Linked DNA regions of Homo sapiens: region 2 is linked to region 1. A link is a loop called in an ENCODE intact Hi-C map of the cell type or tissue named here. Cell type or tissue: dorsolateral prefrontal cortex. All regions are shown on one strand. Region 1 holds the start of WDR24 (WD repeat domain 24). Region 2 holds the start of UBE2I-AS1 (UBE2I antisense RNA 1).

Region 1 (2,500 bases):
ACAGGCTGGGCACCGGCAGAGACGCCCACCTGCCCTGACCTGCCTCTGTGGCCTCACCCGAGAAGGTGCTGACAGAGTCCTTTCTGCGGAGGTCAAAGCACTTCATGAAGCCATCCTGGGAGCCACTGAGCAGCACGTGGGCTTCGGTGGGGTGGAAGCAGACTTTGTTTACCGTGCGCTTGTGTTCTGTGAACAGCTGGTCCTGCTTGTTGCGGGATGGCCGGCCCAGGTTCCACGTGACCACCACGCCATTGGTGGCTGCTGTGGCCAGCAGGTTCTCATCCATCTGGTGCCAGACCACGTCAGCACAGCTCAGGTTAAGCGAAGGCTTGCGCCCCACACGCAGGTTCAGCTTTTCCACGAACTGTTCCTCCTCGATGGCATAGATCTTGAAGATGCTACGGCCTGCCACGACCACCTGGGCTGCGTCGCGGCACACACTGATGGCATTGGCGGGAGCATCCAGGTGGCAGTGCATGGTGCGGCCTGTCAGCACGCTGCCACCCAGGGCTGTGGTCACACGGGACATCTTCTCCATGGCTGCACAGGTGATGAGGTCAGGGGTCAGGAGGTCAGTGAGGTGGGCTGGCCTGGTCAGCCTGGGTGGGTCATCAGTTCAGACCTTCCACCCAGGTTGGGACCCCAGAACTGCTTGGTCCCGGGCTGGTCAGTCTTAGTGAGCCAATCCAGGGCTGTCTATCAGCCAATCAGCCTGACAGGCAAGCTCAAATTCACTGGAGTCTGTCAGTCCAGCCCATCACCCTGGCTGAGCGGTGAGGGGACTTCCTAGCTTCCCTTAGGCCTGTCAGTTTCATGTCTGACTTCCACGGAAGACTCTAGCTGGACATTCCCGGCCCAGGCCACCTCTCGGTACCCCCATCAGCCAGATCTGGGCAGTCACTAAACGCTCGGTCAGTCAATCCCAGCAGGGGAGCGAGGAGACTCCCGCCGTCCACACTGTCAGCCCTGAGGGCGGCGGGGCTCTAGGGAGGAACAAAAGAGGGGAGGGAACAGAGGGCTAGAGGGGCCCGGGGACTCAGGCGATAGACGCGGGAAGGGCCCAGAGGGACGTCAAGGACCGAGCTACTTAAGGAGCTCGAGGTGTCTGGCGGGACCGGAGGCAGGAGAGAAGCCGGCGACCCCGGAGTACAGGGTTCCTGGGAGCGGCGCAGTGGCGCGGGGGAGCGGACGCTGCGGGACGAGAACCAGAGGGCCCGGGGCAGCCCTTCTCCCCCGCGCGAACCCCAATCTTTTACTAAAAGCGCACGGTTGTCCGGAACCGCCGCGCCGGAAGCCGCTGTCTTTCCCGTCCCTCGCCGGAAGTGGTCCTCTTCTTACCCATCCCTCTCAGGAAGTGGGCACAAACTCTCGCCCGACACCACGAAAGTTCCGGGTCAGGGAGCTGCGTTGGCAGAGGCCAGGAGGGGCCCGGGATTGGGGTCTGCGGGCCGCCCTGGGCGTTGCCATTGCGCTGCGGTGCTGTGCTTGTGTGATTGGTTTATTTATTTATTTATTTAAACGGAGTCTCGCTCTGTCGCCCAGGCTGGAGTACAGTGGCGCGACCTTGGCTCATTGCAACCTCCACCTCCCAGGTTCAAGCGATTCTCCCGCCTCAGCCTCCCAAGTAGCTGGCACTACAGGCGCCCGCCACCACGCCCGGCTAATTTGGCTAATTTTGTATTTTTGGTAGACACGGGGTTTCACCGTGTTGGCCAGGCTGGTCTTAAAACTACTGAACTCAAGCGATCCTCTGGCGTCAGCCTCCTGAAGTGCTGGGAATGCAGGTGTGAGCCACCGCGCCTGGCCTGTTTTTTAAGTCTCAATTTCAGTATTTTAATGCCATCACCTATTTTAATCCCCAGGTCCATCATGACATCTGGTCATCCCTAGACAAGTTCCGAGTGCCCCCAGTCTTCCCCTCCTTCCTCACTCCTCGACCTCGGGAGCAGCCTCCCAACGGCTTTCCTGGGTCCGTCTTTCCCCTTTGATCAGAAACCCGCACAGAAGTCAGGCACCAGGTCTTCTGCCTGAGGCCTCTGGCAGCTCCCACTATGCTGTGAATGAACCCCAACTCCTGGCCTCCGCCTTCCCCTGCCCACCTCCAGCCATGGCAGCCTCCACCCCCATTCCCAGCCCACCAAGCCCTTTCCTGCCTCAGGGACATTGTACGTGCGTGCGATGCCTCCTCCACAGAGCGGACCTCCCTGACCACTGCCCTAATGGGCTTCTCCATCACTGTGGCCTCCACGGCACTTGTCACCACCCATTCGTTTGTTTACTGGTTGTTGTCGGTCACATACGAGTGTGAATTCCACCAAGGCAGGAATCACATTCTGGCTCAATCCCCACCGAATGCCCAGTGCCTGACACACCTGTTCAACCAGTTGCTCTCGTTCTTTTTTTTAAAAAACTTTTTGAGACGGAGTTTCGCTCTTGTTGCCCAGGCTGGAGTGCAATGGTGCAATCTTGGCTCACCGCAACCTCCGCCTCCTGGGTTCAA
Region 2 (2,500 bases), 610 kb after region 1:
CCCCCGCACCCGTCCCCCGGGGTGGGAGGACTACTGGACGGCCAGCGGCCAAACCTACGCATGTGACCTACAGCGTATTTCACCACGTCAGGTGAAACCTGAGAACCGCGGGGGCAAAGGTAGAACTTTTTTCTTTTTTCTTTTTTTTTTCCTTTCATGTCTAGTCCTGCAGAGATAACTTTTATTTTCTAAGTGAAATAATTTTTCCCTCTCAAGCTCTAAGTCTGTTTGATTCAGTCAATTGAATCCAGACATTTTCAGTCAACGGCCAGCAAGGTTCCGGCTGGTTCGTTCATTCATTCATTCATTCATTCATTGATTCATTCATTCATTGCACGGATAACTCACTAAGCACCCGCCACAGGTCAGGCACTGCTCCAGACACCAAGAATACGGCAGTGAACGCACAGGCAAATGTCCCTGCTCTCCTGGATCCGCAAGAGGGCACGACCCAGGGAACAGGTTTCAGAGCCAAATTACCCCAGCTTCCAAAAGGTTGAGAAATGCTGTGTAGCTAATGCCCCCCTGAAACGCCTGCACCTGTATACAGGTGCAGTGAACATGCCTGTGTACACCCGCTCCAGCGCACACACACTTACATAAGCGGGTGTAAAACGTGAGCGATTTCTGTAGCCCTGAAAGCCCGTCTAAGAAGCTGAAGTTTGTTTAAAAAAAAAAAAAATTTTAACAGTGCCAGGGTCGCGCGGGAGGCCGGGTGTGGTGGCTCACGCCTGTGATCCCAACACTTTGGGAGGCTGAGGCAGGCGGATCACCTGAGGTCAAGAGATGGAGACCAGCCCTGGCCAACATGGCAAAACCCCATCTCTACTAAAAATGCAAAAGATGAGCCAGGCCTGGTGGGCGCCTGTAATCCCAGCTACGTGGGAGGCTGAGGCACAAGAATCACTTGAACCCAGGAGGCAGAGATTGCAGTGAGCCGAGAACATGCCATTGCACTCCAGCCTGGTCCATAAGAGCGAAACTCAGTCTTAAAAAATAAAAAAAAGCATCAGTCTACCTTGCTAAGAAGCTGAAGTTTCACACGTCGGCTTCAGATGGCGGCTACAGCATCTGACCCACCGTCCACGCGCATGGGAATCCCAGGAGCCCAACCCCACCTGGCTGCAGCCCCATGTCAGGAGACCTGGTCCAACCCGCTGCCCCGCCTCCCCACGCCCTCCTGCTGGGTGGGGTGAGGGCTGAGAGCCCACACGCCCCGGTGTGCGACTCTGCAGAGGAGTGACTGCAGGTCTGCCTGCCCTGCCTCAAGCATCTTAGACACCAGTCAGTGCCCCACTGTCCTGGCCAAAGCGTGTCCTTCGTGCCCCAACACAAGCACAGCCCACTCTGCAGGCGCGGCTCTGGGCTCAGGCATCCGGTGTCCCTGGAGGGGTCTCCACAGGCTCAGGCAGAGCCCCTCCCGGGGGCGGCCCCACGGTGACACCCACTCCAGGGCCATGGCCGTGTCCCCTGAGGCACCAGCGTTTCACGGCAGGGCCAGCAGGGGGCGGCAGGCAGCCCAGGAGGCGGACGGACTCCCGGCAGCTCTGCCCGGCTGGCCGTCTGTGGAGCCCTGTTGACAAACCTCCCCTGGTCTCCTGCTCCAGCGTCCACCCCGCCGCAGGCCCCTCTGCTGACCCCTGCTGCCGTCGCTTGGGTCCCGGCACAGCCCTCTTGCCTCTGCCCGCCCCCTCCCGGGCCGCCTCCTCATGGGGCTTCACGCACCTGCCCAGCCGGGACAGCCAGGTCTGCACTCCACCGGGTCCCAGGCTCCGGGAGCCCAGCAGGACCCAACCTGAGCTCCCCCCTCGACCCTCGGCCACCCAGACCTGCGGACCCGGCATCCCCCAGCCACGCAAACGCTAGGCCAGGGGGTCACCCTGGACTCCCCCTGCCCTCCCACTCCCTGCAAGTCTGAGTCCCAGGTACCCCTCCATCCACCTCTCTGCGTGGCCCTGTCCACACCACCGAGCCCCCACACCCCAGATTTCTGCAGGAGTTCGGCTGAGAGGTTTCCCGCGAGGGTCCTGCCCCTCCCAGCTGCTCCACAGCTCTGATCCAAGCAGAATGCCAATCGCTTGTGTTATGAAGACCCTACTCTGGTGCCCCTCTGCCGGCAGGGGGGAGTCCGAATTCCTTGCTGGGCTCGATTCAGGCAGCCCCCACCCCTGAGCCCTCAGCCTGGCCATTCTGAACCACGCCCTGGCCCACTCTCTCTGACCTCACCCTTCACCGCTGCATCCCGGAAACTCCATGCCCACCTCAATGCCACCTCCTCTAGGAAGGCTGCCCGGACCTGTGAGGGTGTTGGGGCCTCTTTCACTGTCCTCACAATAGTGTGGCTCTGGCTCTGCAGCAACTCCCCCCTTGCTGACCATCTCCCCAGCGGCCTGTCAGCTCAGGACGGAGGTGGTGGCCGGAATGGATCCTCCTTTACCCCAGCACGGTGCTGGCCCAGCATGAACACACATTCAGGGAGCTTCTGCTGTCTTGAAAACAA

The links. A loop is a pair of places that touch in the nucleus more often than their neighbours do. Peaks named below come from ENCODE experiments on the same cell type or tissue, not always from the same donor. Only the 100,000 strongest peaks of a DNase experiment are listed, where the experiment ranks them.
Region 2: a loop joins it to region 1, with 2.6 times the contacts of the local background. A loop is called at or near these places in 3 of 110 quality-filtered maps.

The regions. Positions count from the first base shown.
Region 1 is chr16:689,103-691,602 of GRCh38, forward strand. It overlaps WDR24 (WD repeat domain 24), which reads right to left and starts at 1,296. Exons shown (of 9, transcript NM_032259.4): 1 at 58-1,296. The coding sequence starts at 538. RefSeq lists an enhancer at 1,177-1,724. In dorsolateral prefrontal cortex, a CTCF peak has its summit at 1,356; a DNase peak (open chromatin) is centred at 1,319; H3K4me3 peaks cover 1,840 bases; H3K27ac peaks cover 1,130 bases.
Region 2 is chr16:1,299,571-1,302,070 of GRCh38, forward strand. It overlaps UBE2I-AS1 (UBE2I antisense RNA 1), which reads right to left and starts at 35. Exons shown (of 2, transcript NR_198996.1): 1 at 1-35. RefSeq lists silencers at 1,407-1,556, 1,727-1,776. In dorsolateral prefrontal cortex, CTCF peaks have their summits at 1,489 (motif pointing right) and 1,692 (motif pointing left); a DNase peak (open chromatin) is centred at 1,501; H3K4me3 peaks cover 638 bases; H3K27me3 peaks cover 2,148 bases.